4 separate regions of the Homo sapiens genome follow, and all the other regions are linked to region 3. The links are chromatin contacts, found by Hi-C or POLR2A ChIA-PET in ENCODE. All regions are on one chromosome and are shown on one strand. Each heading gives the region's core, a stretch centred on a gene start or an enhancer-like site at or near the end of the contact. The rest is flanking DNA. Distances are from core to core; before and after follow the strand shown.

Region 1 (6,098 bases), core at 1,244-3,743, 270 kb after region 3:
ACAAATAGAGTTTTATTGGAACACAGCCATGCTCATTTGTTTAAGTATCAGCTATGGCTGCTTTCTCCCTCCAACCGCAGAGTCGAATGGTTGCAACAGAGATCATACAGCCCACAAAGCTGAAAATACTATCTGGCACTTTGCAGAACAGCTTTGCCAACCCTTGGCATAAATGATTCAATCAAAAAAGTTTATGGAGAACTTAACTTTGGTGAAGGACAAGCTGTTCTGGTCTCCATGGACATTTCCTGTCCTGCTAGGGAAACAGTCACAACACAGGGTGATAAGTGCTAGGATGGCGCAGCACAGGGGACCAAGGCCTCGAGCCACACTGAGGAGATCAGTGAGGGCTTCCCAGAGGCAGTGACATCTAAGCTGAGACCTATGAGTGAGAAGGAGCTGGCCAGCTGAAGAGGGGTGAGGTTAGAGGTAGCAGGAAGAATGTTCTGGACAAGTGGAACAGCATATTCAATGGCCAGAGGGATCGGGACTTGTTAGAGAAACTGGGAGATGTTTGCATTATTATTTGTATCATAGGCTTATTTGTAATTAGACAAGTTAATTTGCATATAGATAAATAATCATCTACTTAGGGCTCTTAGTGATATAAGCAAGGAAGGGGGAAGGTCAAATCATTGGTCAACTGATCGATTCATTCATTCATTCATTCAACGAGCATGAAGTAAACACCTTCTAAGTGCTAAGCACGAGGCTAAGTTCTGAGGATACAGAGGAAAACATGTGGATCCCTGTCCTGAAGTCTTAGTGAGGAAAAGCAGATAGATTTAAAAATAATTTCTGCAAGTATGAGGAGTGTCTATTCTGCCAGGTCAGGGAGGGCCCACCATTTCCATCCCTCCTCCCCCTTGCCACTTAGTCATTTTCCCAGCTCCCTTGCTGCTAGGACTGGATAGGTACCCCAGTTTTAGCCAATGAGACACAGGGGAGATCTGCTGAGAAGTGTCTAGGAAAACTCTGTAGATTAAAGGTGATGCCACAGGACACCATCGCTTTCCCCCTCTTGCCTGCCTTTGAGTGGGACTGTGGCGGTGGCACAATGGGATCTGTGGCAGCCATCTTGTGATCATGAATTGATGAGCATTAGGACAACATTGGTGGTTGTTGGCATCATCAAGCTGCTGCCCCAAACCACCTGGAACTACCTGCCATCAGGGACTCCTAGTTAACGTGAGATCATTGCATGTCGTTATTGCTTAAGCCAATAGTTCTCAGCTGGGCGAGATTTTGCTCTCCAGGGGACTTGGAGGCATTTTTGGTTTTCACTACTGGGTGGGATACTACTATCATCTAGTGAGTAGAGGCCAAGGATGCTGCTAAACATCCTACAACACACAGGACCGCCCCCCTCCCCTCTAGCAAATAGGTATCCAGTCCAAAATGTCAACAGAGATGAGGTTGAGAAACCCTGGCTTAAACCAGGTGCTTCCTTTACCGGCACAGTGTAAGAGGGCTTGCCAGAGCCACCAGAGGTTGAGGAGACCAATGTCCACCTTAGGACCCAGGAAAGAGGAATTTGGGGAATTATCCTGGCTGGGTTCACCCATGTGACACTGTTGGGCTTGGAGCAAGTTCTGTGAGACAGCTGTGGGCCCCTGTCCCATGATGAGACCTCACTGTGGGCCCTTCTACAGCAAATGTTCCCACTACCCAGGTGCCCACCAGCATCCTATGCCAAGTGCTCACTGCATCGCCTCACTCAAGTTTCCTAACAGTCCTGCAAGGTTGGTATCATTTATTCCCATTGTAATGGTGTGAAAATTGAGGTTCAGAAGAACAGTGGAGTGCACTTTGGAGACTGACAGATTTTTATTTTTATTTTTTTGGAGACAAGGTCTCGCTATGTTGTCCAGGCTGGATTAGAATTTCTAAGCTGGAGAGATCCTCCCGCCTTAGCCTCCTGGGGAGCTGGGAACACAGTTGCATGCCATAAGGCCTGGCTGACTGGCAGGTTTTAATCTGCCATTTACTAGTATCACTTAAGCATTTTACCTTTTTATTTTTTTTTGAGATGGAATCTCATTCTCGCCCAGGCTGGAGTGCAGTGGTGCCATCTCGGCTCACTGCAACCTCTGCCTCCCAGGTTCAAGCAATTCTCCTGCCTCAGCCTACCGAGTAGCTGGGACTGCAGGCGCACGCCACCATGCCCGGCTAATTTTCGTATTTTTACGAAAATACGAAATGTTGGCCAGGCTGGTCTTGAACCCCTGACCTCAAGTGATCCGCCCGCCTCAGCCTCCCAAAGTGCTGGGATCACAAGTGTGAGCCACCGCACCCGGCCTATTTTATCTTTTTGAGCCTTAATTTCCTGATCTGTAAAATAACAATATATTCTTTATGAATATTATTGTGGGCAAAAATCATGTATTTAGAAGCTCGTGCTACGGGCTTGAGGTCTGGTAACCATTTTGCGAATGGCCGTTGTCATTGCGATCACCAGCGCGCCCCCTGGGGGTAGGCAGCCGGAGCTGCAGCGCAGCTCTGCCTAATGTCAAAGCCACAGCTTTCCCACTCCGTGGGGACGGGCACTCGAGGCCCCCGCTTGCAGCAGGGACCCACAGACAGCTGAGGCGGAGGAGAGTCTAGGAGTCGCTGGGAGCCACGAGGCAGGGGAATCTGGAGGGGAACTGAGATTCACTGAGCATTTCCGGCACAAGACCTAAATCAGGCATCGCACACAGCAACCGAGGGGATATTCTGAGGCTATTTTCGGGCTGGAGACTCTGGTTCTGGGTTCTGACGGGGCTTGGGAAGGAGTGAGGTCATAGCCTTTCCGGCACCTCTCACTGAGGACACTGAAGGAGACTTAGGGAAGGCCGGTGGGTTGGAGGCTGGACCTCGAATTAGCAGGCTCCAGGCAGAGGGTGTGGCCCGGGAAAGGAGTGAGAGTTCACCAGCTTGCTCTTTGCTCTGCGGTGAACAAGAGCCGCAGAGCAAATGAAGATCCAGGCTCATTTCCATATGTAGATAATTCTGCCGGGATGGGGACGGATTTCTGGGAAGCAGCGTTCACACTCAGAGAGGTTAGAGTGTGCCTTGTGAAAATCCTTCTTAGGTTTGTTACTCAGAACCGCCAAATCCCGCGCTCCTGAGACTGGGGCCCTGTGTTCCACCCACTCCTCTCCGTTGGCTACCATCATTTTTATCCAAGACCACGTTTATCTTCCGTGCCCCGTGCTGCACACGCAGCCCACACAAGCGGGTGAAAAATCTTTATAAACAAATGTACAGACTCTCTGGAAAAAACAACAACAAAATCTCAATTGTGTGAATATGCCACTGTTTGTACATTTTCCTGTTAATGGGCATTTAAGTAGTTTCAAGTTTTTGAGAGTTTGGCTCTCACAAACAGCACTGATATACACATTCATATCAAAGTTGTTTCGGGGGGCCATGGGGATGCATTTCTGTTGTGTATCTATCTGGGGGTGGAATTGCTGGGTCACAGGGCAGGTGTTTGTTCAGCTTTGATAGATATTGCCAGCCGATTTTTCCAAGTAGTTGCACCATTTTCCACTCCCACCAGCAGCGTATGAGAATTCTGTTTGCCCCACATGGGCTCTGACACTTGGGATTGTCCGTCTGAGAATGACAGCACAGCAGTATGGCTGAGTCCCGCAGACATGCGGTGAGAAAAGCCAGGCATAAAAGAAAACATGCAGACCGATGATGCTCAAAAATAGGCAAAACTAATCTAATCTGGGAGTCGTGAGGGCAACAAGGTGGGTTCTGGGGTGCCAGGAATGTTCTCTTTCTTCATCTGGGTGGTGGTTACACAGGTTTATTCCCTTCGTGAAAATTCATTGAGCTGTCTGCCTGTGATCTGTGCACCTTTTTATACGTTATACTTAAATAAAAATTTTAAAGATATTCTCTCTCAATCTCCCTCTCTCTCCCTCTGCCATCTTCCCTCCCAGCACATGGTTGGGAACTGTCACCTTCAGAGCCCCCTTCAAGGCTGTGTGACCTGGACTGTTGCACAGGGTGTGCACTCAGAAGGGCAGGGGGCTTGGTTTAATGTTCTGCTGTCTGTCTTGAAACTATTAATACGTTTTGAACAAGGGTGCTTTGTTTTCATTTTGCATGGGGGCTCACTCGTAGTGTAGCCGACCTTGGCCCTGGGACAGGCAGCTGCCAGAGTCTGTCTCCAGATCGTGGAGATCGTCTCCAGGATATGGTCTTTGGCAGGCACTGAGCACAGGGCTAGGTTGCCCCCCGGACCCCTGATGGAGAAGGCGTGGGATGCCCAGAGCTGCCCATGATGGTTCTCCCTCCCGTGAGAACCTAGGAGCGTATGTACCTGCAGATGGGATTGCTGGGTACATGGGAGATGTCTGCACGGTGTGCCACGTGGCTGTCTGCCCCTCCCCTTCTTTTTATTGTGGTAAAATATGCATGACATAAAGTTGACTGTTGTAACCTTTTTAAAGTGTACGGTGCAGTGGCATTAAGCACATTTTGATTGTTGTACCACTCTCCACCATTGAACCATCTCCAAACTCAAAAGTTGAGTTTGAGTGTGCCTTGTGAAAATCCTCCACATCTCAAAAGTTGTGGAGATGGTTGAATGGTGGAGGTAGTGGTACCACATTCCTCTCAAACTGAAACTCTGTACGCATTAAACAACTTCCTATTCCCTTCTGCTTGCTTGTATGATTTTTCTCTGTGTGTTTCTCTCTTCCCAACTACTTTATGGACTCCATGAGGGCTGGGCCAGGCTGGGCATATTCACCTTGGAATAAGAAAGAACACATACAATACACACAGGGCCTGGAAGAAGTGGTTGACACAATAGTTTCATTAAATAAATGAAAAATATGTAATATTATTTAACATTTGTTTGAAGGCTGAGTGACTTCTTGGACTAATAAATTCTAAATTTAGTGCTGAGACAGTGTCTGTCACATAGCTGGATCCAAAACCTGTTGACAGAATGAATGAAGCATTAATAACTCTGTTGCCCGTAATAAAACATTGGCCCTTTATTGAGCCCTTACAAGTACCAGGCACTGTTAATACACAGAAAGAAAGATGTCTGGCACTCCATACATTTCCTTCCTTCCTTTCCTTCTCTTTCTTCCTTCCTTTCCTTCTCTTTCTTTGTTTCTTTCTTTCTTTCTTTTTCCTTCCTTCCTTCCTTCCTTCCTTCCTTCCTTCCTCCCTCCCTCCCTCCCTTTCTTCCTTTCTTTCCTTCTTTTTTTCCTTCCTTTCCTTCCTTTCTTCTTTTTTCCTTTGAGACAGGATCTCACTCTGTTGCCTAGGCTGGAGTGCAGTAGCACGATCATGGCTCACTGCAGCCTTGACCTCCTGGGCTCAAGCAATCCTCCTGCCTCAGCCTCCTGAGTAGCTGAGACTACAGGCATGTGCCACCATGCCTGGCTAATTTTTAAAATTTTTAGTAGAGATAAGATCTCACTATGTTGTCCAGGCTGGTCTTGAACTTCTGGGCTCAAGCAATCCTCCTACCTTGGTCTCCCACAGTGCTGGGATTACAGATGTGAGCCACCATGCCTGGCCTTCTTCTTTTCTTTGTAAGCATTATCGCATTTGGCCCAACTACCCTCTGAGATGACTACTTGTTTTATAAGTGAGCACAAGCTCAGTGACATCATGTCCCCTGCTGTGGTTACACAGCTGGCAGGTGTCTCCAGATGGGGCTGACTCCAAAGTTTGGTGCTTCCATATATATTTTGTGATGCCTCCCTGTGTTAATGAACCAAAACAGAATTTCTTAATATTTTTTTCTTTTTTTTTCTTTTTTTTTTTTTTTTTTTTTTTGAGACAGAGTCTCACTCTGTCACCCAGGCTGGAGTGCAGTGGCACGATCTCAGCTCACTACAACTTCTGCCTCCTGGGTTCAAGTGATTTTCCTGCCTCAGCCTTCCAAGTAGCTGGGATTACAAGTGTCTGCCACCATACCTGGCTAATTTTTGTATTTTTAGTAGAGATGGAGTTTCGCCATGTTGGCCAGGCTGGTCTCGAACTCCTGACCTCAGGTGATCCGCCTGCCTCAGCCTCCCAAATTGCTGGGATTACAGGTGTGAGCCACCGTGCCCGGCCTTTGCTTTCATTTTAATAAA
Region 2 (5,938 bases), core at 1,671-4,170, 350 kb before region 3:
CCCAGGCCATCTTCCACACCCAGAAATGGCATGAAAATCTCTTGATACTGTGTCCCAGTTATTGGCTGAGCAAAGTACAGGTTTTTAATCTAATGAAACAGGAAGTTTTCAGTTCATTCAAATTCTTGTGTGTGTGAAATGCTCCTAGACCATTTGATCTTTGGGGGTGAGACCCTGTCCATCTGCCCTCCTAGCAGTTCGCGTGTTTCCTGTCGACTAGTCCTGGAAACTAGGATGCTGGGTCCTCATCTGAGAAAGGAGATTGGGTGGGATTGGGCAGGAGGAGACCTCAGCTGCTGGCAAAGGGAGGGGTGACAGGAGGAGTGTCCTCCTCCTCCCGTCCTGGGAAACCTCATCCAATGGGCAAAGCTGAAAGGGCCTCTGACAGGCCTTTGGGGACCTCCTTATATATATCCTTACGTATATACCCAAGATAATTGGAAACTTAACGTTCACACAAAAACTGGTATATGAATGCTTAGTAGTAGTATTCGTAGTAGCTCAGGAGTGGAAACAGCCTGAGTGTCCGATGACAAATGGAAATGTTCTATAGAATGTAATGAATATTCCATAGAATGGAATATTACTTGGCAATAAAAATGAATGAAGTTCCGATTCATGCTACGACATGGATGAACCTTGAAAGTATGTTGGCTGAGAGCAGCAACTCACAACTATAATCTCAGTCCTTTGGGAGGATAGCTTGAAGCCAGGAGTTCAAGACCAGCCTGGGCAACATAGTAAGAACTGGTCTCTACAAAAAATTTAAAAATCAGCTGGACATGGTGGCATGCACCTGTAGTCCCAGCTGCTCAAGAGGCTGAGATGGGAGAATCACTTGAGCCCAGGAGTTGGAGGCTGCAGTGAGCTATAATCCTGGATGTCAGAGCAAGATCCTGTCTAAAACAAATTATATATATTTATATGCTAAGTGAAAGAAGCAGTCACAAAAGACCATAACATATATGATATGTCAAGAATTTATATGGATGTTAAGAATAGACAAATCCATATAGATAGAAAATAGATTAGTGGTTGATTGGGGCTGGGGAGGTTGGAGGGAAATAGGGAGTGACTGCTAATGGGTATGGGGTTTCTTTTTGGGGTGATGAAAATGTTCTAAAATTGTGACGGTTTTACACAACCTTGTGAATATAGTAAAAACCGTTGAGTTGCATATTTTAAATGGGTGAATTTTATGTTGTGAGTTATATCTGAATAGAGCTGGAAAAAACATAGAGTAGACCGGGCGTGGTGGCTCACACCCGTAATCCTAGCACTTTGGGAGGCTGAGGCCGGTGGATCACCTGAGGTCAGGAGTTCAAGACCACCTGTTGACCAAACCCCGTCTCTACTAAAAATACAAAAATTAGCTGGGCGTGTTGGCAGGTGCCTATAATCCCAGCTACTCGGGAGGCTGAGGCAGGAGAATCGCTTGAACCCGGTGGGCGGAGGTTGCAGTGAGCCGAGATCACTTCACTCCAGCCTGGGCGACAAAGCAAAACTCTATCTCAAAAAAAAAAAAGAAAGTAAAAGAGGGGAGTGTCCTCCTTGGTTACAGGTCGGTTCCCAGCCCTGGCCTGACTTGGGTGGTGTCCTGTTTGACTGCTCACCTTCCAGCGGTGGTCTGGAGACTTGCTCTGCCCCTCCCTACCACCCAAGCCACCCTCAGTCATCCACCACTGCTACCCCAGCATATGTGTGCTTTCCTGATCCTCAGCACCTCTGGACAGTCCTGCTTTGCTCCCCTGGGGAGGGTCTGGGACTCCAGATCCCTTTCTTAGGACTCTTCCAAGCACCTGGGGCTGGCAGAGCCTTGCCTGATGTACATTTCTGACCTTGTGTCCCAGACAGGCCTGGATAGCAGCGCCCCCGTGAAGAGGCCGCATGCCATGCTTTGATCCTGGGCTCCAAACCTACCTAGGCCCCACTGGTGACTCCTGAAGCTGGGGGAGTCAGCCCAGCACCCTTGGCCTTCCTTTGGCTCTTCCCCTTCCTGCCTGCCACCTGTGATTAGGGGGAGGCGAGAGTTATAGGAAGGAAATGAAGGGTGGGTCCCAAAGAGGAGACACTAAATGGAGTGTTTTAGAGGAGGGGGATGAGAAAGAGAAGGAATAGTTGCCACAGGTTGGACAGGTTTTTATTGGAGAGTCAGGAGTTACTTTCCTTCCCTCGTCCCTGCCTCCCCCACTCAAAGAACCCCACTCCAGTGGGGCTTGTCCTTCATCTGCCCCTAGGAATCCCCATCCCCAGCTACACAGGCACTCAGGGAGAGCGCACATGCTGTGTGGGCAGACAGCCCCAGGCCAGGTAGGCAGTGAGCTCCCTCAAATCCTCCCACCCCCAGGACTCAGGAGGGAGGGGCAGGAGAGGTGTGGGCCCGGTGTGCAGTCCTCAGGCGGCCTCCTGAGCTCGCAGCCAGCCAGGCCTTGTGCCTCCAGGATGGATGGTGTGATGAGGCACATGCCCCGTAGCCTTTCCCTTCCGGAGGGCCTTAACCAAGAAGTATCTTGTTTAGGGGCTGGGGACAGGGTGGGGAAGATGACAGGAGGACAGCTGACCTCTTCACCCTGAGAAGGCAAGAGGCACTTCTGGGGAACAGTCCTGGACTCAGATGGCTCAAGGAAGAGGCCAGGGGACTGGGAGGGGCCCGGGGGTTCCTGGGAAGCCTGAGATCCTCTGTCTGGGAGAGAAGCTGATGGCCACAGGACAACCTGAGAGTGGGCACATGTAAATACCGCTCAGAACAGTCTGCAGCCAGCTGAAGGATGGGCCTACCCAGAGCCAAGGCACTCCTGGGGCAGTGCCAGGGGCTGGCCCTGTAGACGCCTCCCAGGAGGACAAGAGTGCTGGCCTGGAATCTGGCCAGAAGTTGGGGTGAAGGGGGGCTGCTGGGCCACAGAGCAGGACCTGCCCAGGAAGCTGTGGTCTCTCACTTGGAGGAAGACAATCCAGGTGGGTATGAGGCCAGGGCCCCCCTCACCAGGCCTTGCCTTTGAGTGGTATCCCCTTCAGAAGATTCCAGCCAACACCAGAGGAGGCAGGAGCAGTAGTCCCAGGAGAGGGCCCCACACATGACCAGGGCCCGAGTTCAGCCCTGACACGACGCTAGGCTTGTCAGGGCCCTCTGCACCTGTGGGAAGAAAGAGGCTTTGCCTCAGCCTAGAGACAGCTGTGCCTGATGTCCCGCCCACCCCACCATGCAAGGAGGTGGGGCAGCAGCCAGGGAGGAAGCTCCTACTCAGAGGGTGCATGCCCCACCATGCTCATACCACCTATGCTGGGGCAGGATACTGACATTCCAGAGCCAGGAGGAAAGTGGGACAGATGCTATGGGCCTTACCTGGCAAGGACGACTGCAGAGCCAGGGCACGCCCACCCGTGGCATTAGCGGTGGCAGAGGTATTGGGGAAATTGGGCAGGGACTTGGAGGAGGTGTGCCCCGTGTGGTCCAGTGTGGCCTGCAGCTCACCTGGCTTGTCCTGGGCTGGAAAAACTGAGGCCAAGACCTCACTGGAAGGAGGCAACTCAGCCTCAGCCTCAGCCTCCTCCTGGGCATGGGGTAGGAGTTCCCTTGCCCCTGTCAGGGACATCTTGGGGTCCAGAGAGTTCTCTGGGCTCCTAGAGGGCACTTTTGTTTTGTCTGTCACTTTGTCTGCTGATTTTGGGATAGGAACATGGGTCGATTTGGGGAAGGTAACTGGCTCCTCATCCAAGGAGGGCAGGCTGTGAGCTGCCAAAATGGAAGGGACCTCAGTTGTTACGCAAGGTGGAGCCTCTGTTGCCATGGAGGGCGGGTCTTTCGTTGCTAAGGAAGTTGGGGCCTGGGTTTCCACAGCAGGCAGAGCCTTGGTTGCCAGGGAGCCTGAGACCTCTGTTACCAAGAAAGCCGGAATCCCCGTTGCTAGGGAAGAAGGAGTACCCATTTTCCTAGAGTCTGATGCTTCAGTCGCCCGGAAGGATGGGGCCTCAGTTACCAGGTAAGGCAAATCCTGAGCATCTTCCGGGCTTCCGATGGGTTCTGATAAGACAGACGAGAACGGGCATGAGTGCTGCAAGCAGGACCCCACATCTCTCATGGCACTGCAAACCAAGTGACGCGACCAAATGTCCTACCAGGACACACAAACACACACATACACTTCTCCAGCTGATATGCCCCTCATTGAAAATAAAAGTTACAAGCCGGGCGCGGTGGCTCACGTCTGTAATCCCAGCACTTTGGGAGACTGAGGCAGGTGGATCACCTGAGGTCAGGAGTTCGAGACCAACCTGACCAACATGGAGAAACCCCATCTCTACTAAAAATACAAAATTAGCCAGGCGTGGTGGCGCGTGCCTGTAGTCCCAGCTACTCGGAAGGCTGAGGCAGGAGAATTGCTTCAAACCGGGAGGCGGAGGTTGCAGGTGAGCCGAGATCGAGCCATTGCACTCTAGCCTGGGCAACAAGAGCAAAACTCCGTCAAAAAAAAGAAAAAGAAAAAAGAAAAGAAAAGAAACGTTACTTCTGGTGATTGACACAGTTGCTCCTCTAGCCACCTCCTGGTCCAAGTCTCTCTACATTCGTACTTGCCCTTTTTCAGGGGACTTCTCCAGCGGGATCGCGGTCCCTCACACGCCCCCAGCAAGACTGGCCTCGCCCGTTTGAAGCCTTCTGACCACGCCCACCGGTCTGGCCCCAGCCCGCTCCTCGAGACCCTAAAGTGTGGCGACACCCACCTCGCGCGGGCCCCCCCGAAGCCGCCAGACTTTCTAACATCCTCCCTTTGAAGGGTTGAAATCCGGCCACTTGGAACGACAGGGCGCCAAAGTGGCTGCGCGTGGGGGGCTAAGGGAGCCGCCAGGGGCCCCCGGTGGTCGCATCCCACCAGGCTCCTTCCCTGCCCACGTCCCGCTCAGTCCAGGGAGGCTCTTAGACCATCCAGTCTGCATCGCATCATTTCCACACCCCCTGCCCCTACCCATCCACCCGTGGACTCACCACAGAGGGAGTTCTTGCAGTGGTAGCCAGAGGGACATTGGGAGCACGGAGTCCCCTCCTGGTAGGGCCGTTTCCCCTTCACGTTCCCCCTACAGGAGGTCAGGAGGATGCTGCGGGGAGGGGGTCGACCCCTCCCAACCCTCTCCCCAACTCCTATACACACACCTACTCTGGAAATGCCCTTGGGTCTCCTGACTGCCAGCCACTGACTTGCTGGGCGAACTTGGGCTCCTCCTGGCCCTCTCTGGCAGATGACAGCAGACCCCCATTGGTGCCTTCACAGCTCCCTGGACAGTATTGCTCCAGACTGACCCCTCTCCTCCCACTCCCTCAGGCTGTGGCCGACTCTGCCCTCCCCTTGGCTCTGCCTGTGCCTTCCCCCTCTCCATCTCCAGGGTTCCCCCCGGCACTCACGGAGGCTCATAGTTGCACACCAGTAATTCGATGTTGGTCTCCTCAACACCCTGGAGCTTCTCACAGAAGTGGGAACCACAGCCGATCCTCTCTGTCTTGGCCCATACCACCTGATGAAGGGCAAACCTAGCAGCTCAGCCCCATGCGAGGTGGCATGGTGCCTTCCTGGCATCCCACTACACCTGCCTTACAGGAGTGGAGAGAAGAGGCACCCTATAGCCTGTGACATCCACGTCCCCAAGGCCATGCAGGTTCAGGACAAAACTCTAACCAGGGGGAGGGATGGGGGAGTTTGTCCCTAACAGTCTACTCTCCTCTGCCAACCACACATACCACTTTGCCAGGTCTCTTTTCCTCTCAAAACCTTCCCTCAGCTCCAGGACTGTGATATACCCTCATTAATTTTTTTCTGTGGGCTAGAAAAAAAGGCCTAGAGGCCCTTGCATTTTAAGTGAAGGATATATCCAAACGAAAGAATCTCAAATGGTAGAATTTTAGACCTCAGCAACAAGAAAAGTCCAAGGAGGGGAGCAGGAGGAGCCA
Region 3 (6,139 bases), core at 372-2,871:
TCAGGGTGAGGGGTTGAACAGCCAGGCTCCAGCACACTGCCATACCAGATGTCATGACTGGTCACTCAGAAAGGGCACCGGATGGGGTGGCAGGAGGCCGAGCCCCTGGAGATGGCCCCCCTAGGCTCCCTGAGTCTCAGCCACCCCCTCCTCCTCCCTGGGCCTCAGGCTCTTCATCTGTAGCATGAAGGTGTGGGCAGTATAAGGACTTTTCCCACTATGGCTGCAGAGGGCTCACAGGCACTTGGTTGAGTTGAAAATATATACAGGTCTAACAATTTTTAAGTTTTCTGTTTTTTCCCCCACATAAAACCTATTCAACCAAATGCCTATAAACATGTTGGGGTGATGTTCTTCTGACGTCTGTGCTTCTAGGTTGTTTATGGGATGGACCTTCCTATCCTGTCACCTCGGGGATTGCAAAATAAAGTGTTAAAAAATGTTACCATTTGCACTTCTCTATTCAACCAAAATAACAGAAGGAAATTGGATTTCTCTTGTCTTTATGAGCCAATATTATTAGAACCTATACTTTTTATAGCTATACCATTTTTAGCTGTTTTCTGTATTCTACATAAGATTTCATTCCAAAAACTTTAACTATGTTTAAAGTTTGAAAATCACCATCCCTGGCTGGGCATGGTGGCTCACGCCTGTAATCCCAACACTTTAGGAGGCCGAGACAGGCAGATCACCTGAGGTCAGGAGTTCCCGACCAGCCTGGCCAACATGGTGAAACCCTGTCTGTACTAAAAAAGCAAAAATTGGCCGGGCGCAGTGGCTCACGCTTGTAATTCCAGCACTTTGGGAGGCCAAGGCAGGCAGATCATAAGGTCAAGGAGATCGAGACCATCCTGGCTAACACGGTGAAACCCCATCTCTACTAAAAATACAAAAAATTAGCCGGGCGTGGTGGCGGATGCCTGTAGTCCCAGCTACTCAGGAGGCTGAAGCAGGAGAATGGCGTGAACCCGGGAGACAGAGCTTGCAGTGAGCTGAGATCGCGCCACTGCACTCCAACCTGGGCGACAGAGCAAGACTCCGTCTCAAAAAAAATAAATAAATAAAAAATAAAAATTAGCCAGGCGTGGTGGCAGGCGCCCATAATCCCAGTTATTCAGGAGGCTGAGGCACGAGAATTGCTTGAACCCGGGAGGCGGAGGTTGCAGTGAGCCGAGATCACATCACTCTACTTCAGCCTGGGAAATAAAGTGAGACTCAGTCTCAAAAAAAAAAAAAAAAAAAGAAAAAGAAAAAGGAAATCACCATCCCTGATAATCTCTAAGGTCCCTGTAGCTCTGACATTCTACTAGTCTACCTACCATTCTAAAGCTCTGAACAAATTCATAGGGTTTTAAACCTGTCAACATGGAACCTTTTAGTTTCCTGCCTTTGTTTTTATGCACTTGGCTCTTCATATATCCAACTTCCTATCCAAATCCCATTCTTTCAGCACTTCAGTAAAACCCCTTCCTCACAAAGCACTTAACATGGGTCTTGGATCTAAGCCTTGGTTTCAAAATAGGGTAACAGAGCCTCCCTCAAGTGGTTAGGTTTAAGTGAGTAGGTAGTATGTATATGTAAAATGTTTAGCAAAATGCTGATACATAAAGCTCAAGGATCAGTAATTACTGTTATGATTATCTTTGTTAATGTGTTATTATTGTCATGGTGGAAAAGTCAGTGCAGACTCAATTCCCTGAAGAGATGTGCAACCTCAGGCAAAAAGTCTGGCCCATTCTCGATGGTGCAGTACTGCCTCCTAGTGGGTAGCTGGGCATTTTTTTTTCTTTTTTTTTTTTTTTAGACTCCTGTCCCCCAGGCTGGAGCGCAGTGATGCAATCACGGCTCACTGCAACCTCAATTTCTCAGACTCAAGCGATCCTCTCACCTCAGCCTCCAGAGTAGCTGGGACAACAGGCACGTGCTACCACACCCGGCTAATTTTTTATTTTTAGTAGAGACAAGGTCTTGCTATGTTGCCCAGACTGACTCCTGAGCTCAAGCAATCCTCCCACCTCTGCCTCTCAGCCCAAGTGCTGAGATTACAGGCATGAGCCAGTGCGCCCAGCCAATTTTTTTTTTTTTTAATGACTGTCACACTGGCCAGGGAGGTTAACTGGCTGTAGGGTGAAGAGGACAGAGATATTAAATGTCTGGCACACAAAGAATTGCCCATGCCCACAGGACTGAATCCATTACAGGTATAAAATATAAAAAGTGCTTTAAATTTTTCGAAACCTGGCTGGGCACGGTGGCTCACGCCTGTAATCCCAGCACTTTGGGAAGCTGAGGCAGGTGAAATCACCTGAGGTCAGGAGTTCAAGATCAGCCTGGCCAACATGGTGAAACCCCGTCTCTACTAAAAATACAAAAAAAATTAGCTAGGCTTGGTGGCAGGTGCCTGTAATCTCAGCTACTCGGGAGGCTGAGGCTGGAGAATCACTGGAACCCAGGAGGCAGAGGTTGCAGCGAGCCAAGATCGCGCCATTGCACTCCAGCCCAGGTGATGGAGATTCCATCTAAAAAAAAAATAAAAATTCAAAAGCTGGGGAACTTAGCACAAGAAAACATTATGTGCACATTTCACATATAGACATACCTCAGATATATATGGGTTCAGTTCCAGACCATGTCAATAAAGCAGGTCACACAATTTGTTTCCCAGTGTATATAAAAGTTATGTTTACATTGTACTGTAAGTGTGCAAAAGCATTATGTATTTAAAAATGTACAGGGGCTGGGCATGGTGGCTCATGCCTGTAATCCCAGCACTTTGAGAGGCCGAAACAAGTGGATGGCTTGAGCCCAAGAGTTTGAGACCAGTCTGGGCAACATGGTAAGATCTCATCTCTAAAAAAATACAGGCCAGACGCAGTGGCTCACGCCTGTAATCCCAACACTTTGGAAGGCCGAGGCAGGCGGATTACCTGAGGTCAGGAGTTCGAGACCAGCCTGGCCAACATGGTGAAACCCTATTTCTACTAAAAATACAAAAATTAGCAGGGCATGGTGGTGGCTGCCTATAATCCCAGCCACTCGGGAGGCTGAGGCAGGAGAATCACTTGAATCCAGGAGGCAGAGGTTGCAGTGAGCCAAGATCGCACCACTGCACTCCAGCCTGGGTGACAGAATGAGACTCTGTCTCAAAAAAAAAAAAAAAAAAATTAGCCAGGCATAGTTGTGTGGGCCTGTAGTCCCAGCTATTCAGGAGGCTGAGGCAGGAGGATCACTTAAGCCCAGGAATGCTTACAATCATATAAGCCTTCAGCCACATAACCTTGCTGGTGGAGGGTCTTCCCTCAGTGTTGATGGCTGCTGACTGATCAGGATTGTGGTCGCTGAAGGCTGGAGTGGCTGTGGCAATTTCTTAAAATAAGACAATAATGAGGTTTGCCGCATTAACTGACTCTTGTTTTCACAAGATGTCTCTGTAGTATCTGATGCTATATGATAGCATTTTGCCCACAGTAGAACTTCTTTCAAAGTTGGAGTCAATGCTCTGAAACTCTGCCATTGCTTTTTCAACTAAGTTTATGCAATATTCCAAATCTTTTGTTGTCATTTCAACAATGTGTGCAGCACCTTCAGCAATAGATTCCATCTCAAGAAACCACTCTTTGCTCATCCATTGAAACAAGTCTTCATTCGTTCAAGTTTTATCATGAGATTACAGCAATTCCGTCACATCTCTACGCTCCGTTTTTAGTTCTCTTGCTGTTTTTTCCACCACATCTGTCATTACTTCCTCCACTGCAGTCTCAAACCCCTCAGTCATCCATGTGGGTTGGAATCAACTTCTTCCAAACTGCTAATGTTGATATTTTGACCACCTCCCATGAATCGCATGTGTCGTTAATGACATGTAAAGCAGTGAATCCTTTCCAAAAGATTTTCAATTTACTTTGCCCAGATCCATCAGAGGAATAAATATCTATAGCAGTATAGCCTTATGAAATGTATTTCTTAATAAGACGTGAAAGCTGAAATGACTCCTTGATCCACCGGCTGCAGAGTGGATGTTGTGTTTGCAGGTATGAAACTACTAATCTCCCTGTACATCTCCAGCAGAGCTCTTGGGTAACCAGGTGTATTGTAAATGAGCAGTAATATTTTGAAAGAAATCTTTTTTGAGCAGGTCTCAATAGTAGGCTTAAAATATTCAGTAAACCTGGCTGGGCACGGTGGCTGACACCTGTAATCCTAGCACTTTGGAAGGCTGAGGCAGGCGATCACTTGAGGTCAGGAGTTCAAGACCAGCCTGGCCAACACGGTGAAACCTCACCTCTACTAAAAATACAAAAAATTAGTCGGGCGTGGTGGCAAGCGCCTGTAATCCCAGCTACTTGGGAGGCTGAGGCAGGAGAATCGCTTGAACCTGGGAGGCAGAGGTTGCAGTGAGCCGAGATAGCACCACCGCACTCCAGCCTGGGCGACAGAGCAAGACTCCTGTCTGAAAAAAAAAGAAAAAAAGAAAAAAAAACAGTAAACCATCCTATAAACAGATGGGCTGTCACCCAGGCTTCGTTCCATTTATAGGGCACAGGCAGAGTAAATTCAGCACAATTAAGGGTCTTGGGAATTTCAGAACAATAAATGAGCATTGGCTTCCACCAGCTGCCTCAGTCCTCAACGAGTTAGCCTGGGCGGGGCATAGAAGCTCCACGCCTGCAATCCCAGCGGAGTTCAGGAGTTTGTAAAGATGGGGTCTCACCAGACTGGTCTCCTGGGCAACATGGTGAGACCCAATCTCTACAAAAAAATTTTTACAAATCAGCTGAGCATGGTGGCGCGTGCCTGTGGTCCCAGCTACTTGGGAAGCTGAGGCAGGAGAATCGCTTGAGCCCAGGAGGTTGAGCCGTGTTTGTGCCACTACACTCCAGCCTGGGCCACAGAGCAAGAGCCTGTACCAAAAGCAAAACAAAAAATCAAGAGTAAGACTGTCCTTTGAAGCTTTGAAACCAGGCGTTGGCTTCCCCTCTCTAGCTATGAAAGTCCCAGATGGCATCTTGTTCCAATGGAAGGCTTTTTTCTACAATGAAAATGTTTAGTGTAGTCACCTTCATCCATTATCTTAGGTAGATCTTCTGGATAACTTGCAGCTTCTACATCAGCACTTGCTGCTTCACCTTGCACTTTTTGTTTTTTTGTTGTTGCTGTTGGTCTTTGTTTTTGTTTTTGTTTTTGAGACAGAGTCCTGCTCTGTCACCCAGACTGGAGTGTAATGGTGTGATCTTGGTTCACTGCAACCTGTGCCTCCTGGCTTCAAGCAATTCTCTCCTGCCTTGGCCTCCCAAGTAGCTGGGATTACAGGTGTCCACCATCATGTCCGGCTAATTTTTGTATTTTTAGTAGAGACGGTGTTTTGCCATGTTGGCTAGGCTGATCTCAAACTACTGACCTCAGATGATCCGCCCACCTCGGCCTCCCAAAGTGCTAGGATTACAGGCCTGAGCCACCATGCCCAACCTGACTTACATCTTATAGCACACTCATATCTGATATTTACATACAGAACGTTTATTTTATAAACTGCTTTTCTTGTATTTTTATATTATTGTTAAGGCTTTGCATTTCTATAATCCATATAGAAAATGGATCTCACTTCAGAAGAGTCAAGGGTCATTACCAATTTTTTTTTTTTTTTTTAACAAAAAAGGGGCCCATGTCTGATAAGTCAAGACCACTTGTCCTCTCTGAGCTTCTTGAGTAATGGGAGATAATTCCAACGTCACAAGGTTGATGAAAAAAAGCACCATTCATGTGCCTGGCATCTATTTATTCCACTTCAGTTTTCTTCCTATCTGGTTGTCTACTTTTGCTCTCCTACACCTTGCTCAGGGGATATCCCCAGTACTGGCAATATGAGTGTGTTTAATAAAGGAGCAAAGGAAAGCATTTTCTGGTGACAAGTCTCATCTGGCTGTTCGGTGACACCAAGGCACATGCCCAGGAAACTGGTAGTTTCCAGTCTGGCACCACAGCCTCTAGAGAAACAGAACCAGGGCACCTTTCCCAGCAAGTTTATGGAGAAAAAACAGGGATGGGCAGGTATCATCAGGAAGCAGGGTCCCAGGCTGAGGGCAGAGATGTGGCTTGTTTCCCTATCTAGGGATGCCTGGGGGGAATTAGGGTAAAA
Region 4 (6,221 bases), core at 276-2,775, 310 kb after region 3:
TGTAGTAGTAAGGAAACAGTTTTTTAAAAATTTCTGGCTGGGCGCGGTGGCTCACGCCTGTAGTCCCAGCACTTTGGGAGGCCAAGGCGGGCAGATCACAAAGTCAGGAGATTGAGACCATCCTGGCTAACACAGTGAAACCTGTCTTTACTAAAAATACAAAAAATTAGCCAGGCGTGGTGGCGGGCATCTGTAGTCCCAGCTACTCGGGAGGCTGAGGCAGAAGAATGGCGTGAACCCGGGAGGCAGAACTGGCAGTGAGCCAAGATCACGCCACTGCACTCTAGCCTGGGCGACAGAGCGAGATTCCATCTAAAAAAAAAAATTTCTTTGTAGTCTATAACAAACTAGTAATTTTGTGAAATACAATGCAAATGAATTAGTAAAAAATGGTCAAGCTCCGGGATGTTGTGGAAATACCTTAGTGCTATAAACGTTTCTAAATGATTACTCTTAATTTCTGCACACCCTCCGTGGTGGGCTAGTAACACACAGTTGAGGGCTGGGTTGGTCTGCGGACCACTCTTTGAGTAGCACGCCCAGCACAGCAGGTTTCACAGTAAAAATCTACTGGCCCAGCGGTCTCAAATGTGAGCAGGCAAAAAATCACCTGGAGGGCTTGTAAAAAAGGCAGCTGGGCCGCACCTCCAAAGTTGGTAATTTAGTAGGTCTGCAGTAGGACCTGAGAACTGTAATTTCTAGCAAGTTCCCAGGTGATGCTTTTGCTGCCGGTAGGGGGATCGCACTTTGAGAAGCACTGCACCAAGGGAAATGAACCAATGTCTATTACACTGCCCCCTTGTGGCGGACTGTCCTCATAATGGACAGAGATGCTAAAGCTCACTGCTAACTTCAGCCACGCACCCCTAAAGAAGCGGTTATCAGCCCTGGTGTCCTTGCTCGCTTGCCAAGGGGCTCCAGGCATGAGAAAGTCATAACAAGCCAGAAGGGTCCATACCTTGGGGCTGTTCTTGGCCTAGTTCCTCCACAGGTGGCTGAGCAGGGAAGGCTGAAAGAGAACTTCGGGGCAGTGTTTGAGGTGCCCCCACAGTTGAAGGCCCCAGGGATGGCCTGGGTGAAGTGGGTGCCTGAGAGTGTAGGGATCTGGCTGGTGATCCAGACGGTTGTACCTGCTGCTGAGGTGACAGAGGTGACAGTCCAGGTGGTGGGGTGGGCAGTGATGAACCAGGTGTGGAGCTGGGTGGCTTGTGCACAGCTGGGAATGATACAGGTGGCATGCCACTTAGAGAAAGTGGAGTTGAAGAGGCCAGTGGCTGTGCAGGTGGCTGCTCAAGTGGAGAGACTGGTGCTGAAACAGGTGACTCGCATGTGAATTCAAGTGTCTGCACAGGTTGGGACACAGGCGGACCATGGCTGCCCCTTCCATCCCCTTTGGGAACCCACTCCTTGTGAGGTTGTGTGGCTCCTTCCAGACTGGCCTGCCGTGCTCGAAGGCTTGGTTGACTGCGTTCAGGGCACTCATTGCCAAGGGCGAGTTCTATCTGGCAGTACACTTCCACCCGGGGGAAAATCACTCTCTTGGAGGAAGAATTAAGATAAACAGCATCTAGGATAAACAATAGCATGGGGTGTTACTCAGCCCTGGCAGCAGCATGGCCTTTGCAAAAATGGTTTCTTGAGTTATTTTCCTAAACAGGAACAGTGCTTTTCAAAGGTCTTTCTGTACTTACTTGAATTTACAGTGAGTGAAAACAAACGTGATGGTTTCTGGCACTTACGGTGTAGTGTGGGGAAGCAGGCGTTGCCCACCCAAATTATCTAGAGTTTCAACTGAGGCAAGTGCAGGAAGAGAGGAATGTGGTGCTGTGAGAGAGGGCAGGTCATCTGAGGGATTGGCAGTGAGTAGAGATCTGAAGGGTACGTGGCCCAGGATGGTCAGGGCGGGGTGGTGAGGGTGTTTCAGCAGAGGGAACAGCACACACAAAGGCCACAAAGTTTGAGGACACACCAGGTGGTCGGGGGCCTGAAAGGTCAGTGTGGGGCGGGGGTACTGTGCTGGGGGAGGAGGCTGAGGAGGCGGCAGGGGCCGGACCATGTCAGGGCTGTAGGCAGCAGCTAGGATCCTTAGTTTTCATGGCAAGCATTATTGTAGCATGACTTTTAGGCAGGGGAGGTAATCAGCTGAGGCTGGTTCTGAGAAGGTCACTGTGGCTGTAAGACTCATTGAGAAAGGTGAAAGGGTTGCCTGAGCCTGGGAAGCTGAAGCTTCAGTGAGCCATGATCGTGCCACTACGCTCCAGCTTGGGTGACAGAGTGAGAACCTGTCTCAAAAATAGTGGGTGGGTGGGGGGGCGGGGGGATGGCGTTTATCTAGGCCACATAACAGCCCTTAAATAAGAAAACAAACAATTCAGTTTTTAAAATGTGTGAAAGAGCCAACTGAAAGGGCTCCCAATGGCCAAAGCTGGAACAATTTGAAGAACACAATAAAGTAGTATTGAATAATAACCCAAAGTATAACATAACCATGAATCCATACTGATATAAACATATATTACGTAGGTAAGTAAATCAGGGAGAAGAGAGAAAGCTCCCCTGCAGAAGAATTCTTAGTAATTTATGTAGATGCTTGACCCTTTAGGAAGTGGAGCATAACTTCTCACTCCTTAAATATGAGCTGTGCACAGTGACTTTCTTCCAAAAACTGCAGTAAGGATAGAGGGAGAAAGAGTACTTCACAATGGAGAAACCCGATGGACACTACCTCGGCCAGGCGGTCATGGTCAACATCAGCAGGGATACGTCATGTTGGCAGCACGTGCCCATGAGGTAACGTGATGTGAATAGCACCTTACCTCTGTGGTCTCCTCCCCAGAACTCAAAACCCCAGCTTAATCTTGAGAAAAACATCAGACAAACCCCAACTGAGGGACGTTCTACAAAATACCTGACCGATAGTCAACTCTGTCAAGGTCATCAAGAATAAGAAAAGTCTCTGTAATCCCAGCACTTTGGGAGGCCGAGGCGGGCGGATTATGAGGTCAGGAGATTGAGACCATCCTGGCTAACACGGTGAAACCCCATCTCTACTAAAAATACAAAAAATTAGCCGGGGGTAGTGGCATGCACCTGTAGCCCCAGCTACTCGGGAGGCTGAGGCAGGAGAATGGCATGAACCCGGGAGGTGGAGCTTGCAGTGAGCCAAGATTGCACCACTGCACTCCAGCCTGGGTGACACAGCAAGACTCTGTCTCTCTCTCTCTCTCTCTCTCTCTCTCTCTCTCTCTCACACACACACACACACAAGAATAAGAAAAGTCTGAGAAACTGTTATAGGCAAGAGGAAACTGAGGAGACGTGACAACAAAATGTAATGTGATCCCTGGGTGGGGGGTCCTGGAACAGAAAAAGAAATTAGGTAAAAACTGAGAAAATCTGAATAAGCAATGGCTCTTAGTTAATAATATGTCAAGATTGGTTCATGAGTTGTAACAAATGTACTGGACTGAATACCGTGTTATATATGTATCATTCTGTAACGTCTAACAGATGTGAGACAAACACCCTGTATTATTTTCACAAGTTATCCATAAATCTAAAACTACCCTAAAAAAACAAAGCTTATTAAGAGTCTAGGTGAGAAATGTACAAAAGAGTGGAACGAATGCTTCACCAAAGAAGATCTATGGGAGGCAAATAGACAAATGAAAAGATGCTCAAAGTCATTAGTCATTAGAGGAATACTGATTAAAACCACAATAAGTTACCGACATGCACCTGTTAGAAGGGCTAAAATGAAAAATTCTGAGCATTAATTAAAAATACCAAAAGTTGGCCGGGCGCAGTGGCTCACGCCTGTAATCCCAGCACTTTGGGAGGCCGAGGCGGGTGGATCACGAGGTCAAGAGATCGAGACCATCCTGGCCAACATGGCGAAACCCCGTCTCTACTAAAAATGCAAAAAATTAGCTGGGCGTGGTAGCGGGCGCCTGTAGTCCCAGCTACTCGGGAGACTGAGGCAGGAGAATGGTGTGAACCCAGGAGGTGGAGCTTGCAGTGAGCCGAGATCATGCCACTGCACTCCAGCCTGGGTGACAGAGCGAGACTCCATCTCAAAAAAAAAAAAAAAAACAGACAAAAAAACAAAAAAAACCCCAAAAGTTTTGGAGGAATGGGAACGCTCATCCACTGCTGGTGGGAATGAAACATGGTACAACTGCTTTGGAAAACAATTTGGCAGTTTATTAAAAAGTCAAACATATATTCTGGTTATATATCCAAAATAATTGAATAGGATCTGGAAGAGACATCCATGGGCACTGCAGCATTATCCACAATAGCCGAAAGATGGAAGCAACTCCAGTGTCCTTTGTCAGATGGATGGACAAAGAACATGTGGAATATATTCAGCTCTAAAAAGGAAGAAAATCGGCCAGGCGCGGTGGCTCACCCCAGTAATCCCAGCACTTTGGGAGGCCGAGGCAGGCAGATCACGAGGTGAGGAGATCGAGACCATCCTGGCCAACATGGTGAAACCCTGTCTCTACTAAAAATACAAAAATTAGCTGGACGTGGTGGCGTGTGCCTGTAGTCTCAGGTACTCAGGAGGCTGAGGCGGGAGAATCGCTTGAACCCAGGTGGCAGAGGTTGCAGTGAGCTGAGATCACACCACCACACTCTAGCCTGGACAACAGAGCGAGACTCCGTCTCAAAAAAGGAAGAAAATCCTGTCACATGCTACAGCTACAACATGGATGAACCTTGAGGCCATTATGTTAAGTTAAATAAGCCAGTCACAAAAAGACAAATACCGCATGATTCCATTTATATGAAGTACCTAGTGTAGTCAAAATCATCAGCACAGAAAGTGGGATGGTGGTTGCTGGGGGCTGGAGGAGGAGAAAAGGGGGAGTTGTTGATCAATGTGTGTAAAGGCTCAGTTTTGCAAGATGAAAAAGTTCTAGAGATCTGCTGCACAACAATATGAAATAGTTAACACTACTGAACTGTGTGCTTAAAATTTGTTACGTGTTTTTTTACCACAATTAAAATATTTGTGTATGTATGTTAAACATGAATGTACCATGCAATCCCGTCATTCCATTTCTAGGTATTTACCCAAGAGAAATGAAAGCATATGTCCACACCAAGACTCATGCGTGAGTGTTCATAGCAGCTTTATCCATAATAGCCCAAATCTGAAAATAACCTAAATGTCCATCAACAGGGGACTGGGTAAATGGGCTGTGGTATATGCATACAGTGGTATATTCAACTCTTTTGGTAGATGAGCTGTGGTACATTCATACAGTGGCACGGAACGTAAAAAGGAACAAACTATTTATACATTCAACAACATGGATGAATCTCAGAATAATTATGCAGAGTGAAAGAATTCAGATTTTTAAAAAAGAGTTCACATTGTAGTGAATTAATCTATAATGGCAGAAAGCAGATCAGGGGTTGCTTGGGAATGGCGGGGGGTGAGGGAAGGTGGGAGGGATCACGAAAGGGCATGAGGAAATTTTGGGGATGACGAATTATTCACTAACTTAATTGTGGTGATGGTTTCACAGGGTGTGTGTGTGTGTGTGTGTGTGTACAGAGAGACAGAGTCACTTACCAAACTGTGAGAGGGAAGAAGGGAGTGGGGGAGGAGGGCGGAAGAGAGGTTTGGCCAGGCATGCCTGAATGCCGGATGGATATTTTAGACATGGCATCCTCTGAGCTCCAACCTCACTCAGCACCCACATTCACACATCTGTGTGGGGAATGCGGATTTTCAAGCACGCCAGCCTGCGCTGCCATTCCCTTTGGCAGAAGGCCGCTGCAAGGATGGGCCGAGTGTAGACAGAGTGGCTTGCCTGGCAGCAAGAATAATTAATTCTCCTCCCTTGGGAGGGAGGAGAAAGAGGCTGTGAGAATGTGAGCTGAGGAATGGAGGGTGACACCTTTTGGGGTGTAGTTTCCTGCTGGAGGTGACCCCTACCCAGAAAGCAGCCCAGGGGAGGCTGGGCGGACTCCCATTTTCTGTTCCCAGATGGCAGGTGGGGATAAGAGTGTGGCTCTGGAGACCAACTGCAGTTTCTCAGTATGTGTCAGTAGTTCCTGTTCACATCTGATGCAGAGAGAAAAATCCAGTCCCACCAAATCCAAGAGGACTGAGGTGGTGGAGGTGAAATCTGCGCTGAGAAACCCGTGCCATACACTGGCAAATCGGAAGAGGAAGCAAAAATAGCTGGTAGTCAGCACGAGACCAT

The links. Hi-C counts contacts between places; a loop is a spot of excess contacts on that map. ChIA-PET counts read pairs that join two places held with the same protein, here RNA polymerase II (POLR2A). Pooled maps may share reads with other maps.
Region 1: a pooled map shows a loop between it and region 3 (5-fold over the local background). The contact joins two enhancer-like sites. A Hi-C loop is called at or near these places in 3 of 50 pooled maps. POLR2A ChIA-PET finds 5 or more read pairs at or near these places in 4 of 52 experiments (SK-N-SH, activated CD4-positive, alpha-beta T cell and activated T-cell).
Region 2: a pooled map shows a loop between it and region 3 (3-fold over the local background). The contact joins two enhancer-like sites. A Hi-C loop is called at or near these places in 1 of 168 maps with a recorded cell type or tissue (heart left ventricle) and 5 of 50 pooled maps. POLR2A ChIA-PET finds 5 or more read pairs at or near these places in 3 of 52 experiments (A673, activated CD8-positive, alpha-beta memory T cell and naive thymus-derived CD4-positive, alpha-beta T cell).
Region 4: a pooled map shows a loop between it and region 3 (4-fold over the local background). The contact joins two enhancer-like sites. A Hi-C loop is called at or near these places in 2 of 50 pooled maps. POLR2A ChIA-PET finds 5 or more read pairs at or near these places in 4 of 52 experiments (A673, H1, HEK293 and 1 more).

Annotation. Positions count from the first base shown.
Region 1 is chr6:36,337,511-36,343,608 of GRCh38, reverse strand. No RefSeq gene overlaps it. Among named protein-coding and RNA genes, the nearest start is that of BNIP5, 3.7 kb to the right of the region's middle. Within about 2 kb of position 2,493, at least 11 of the 41 ENCODE cell types and tissues checked have a DNase peak (open chromatin) inside an H3K27ac peak, as active enhancers do.
Region 2 is chr6:36,961,018-36,966,955 of GRCh38, reverse strand. It overlaps PI16 (peptidase inhibitor 16), which reads right to left. Exons shown (of 7, transcript NM_153370.3): 3 at 5,396-5,505; 4 at 4,982-5,070; 5 at 3,344-4,021; 6 at 2,994-3,133; 7 at 2,119-2,570. The coding sequence ends at 3,012. Among named protein-coding and RNA genes, the nearest start is that of PI16, 9.2 kb to the right of the region's middle. RefSeq lists enhancers at 2,686-3,310, 3,311-3,936. Within about 2 kb of position 2,920, at least 8 of the 41 ENCODE cell types and tissues checked have a DNase peak (open chromatin) inside an H3K27ac peak, as active enhancers do.
Region 3 is chr6:36,610,958-36,617,096 of GRCh38, reverse strand. No RefSeq gene overlaps it. Among named protein-coding and RNA genes, the nearest start is that of MIR3925, 8.5 kb to the left of the region's middle. RefSeq lists an enhancer at 1,983-2,032 and a silencer at 3,739-3,939. Within about 2 kb of position 1,621, at least 8 of the 41 ENCODE cell types and tissues checked have a DNase peak (open chromatin) inside an H3K27ac peak, as active enhancers do.
Region 4 is chr6:36,297,207-36,303,427 of GRCh38, reverse strand. PNPLA1 (patatin like domain 1, omega-hydroxyceramide transacylase) reads right to left here. Exons shown (of 9, transcript NM_001374623.1): 6 at 959-1,567. Among named protein-coding and RNA genes, the nearest start is that of PNPLA1, 30 kb to the right of the region's middle. RefSeq lists a silencer at 870-919 and an enhancer at 788-1,288. Within about 2 kb of position 1,525, at least 4 of the 41 ENCODE cell types and tissues checked have a DNase peak (open chromatin) inside an H3K27ac peak, as active enhancers do.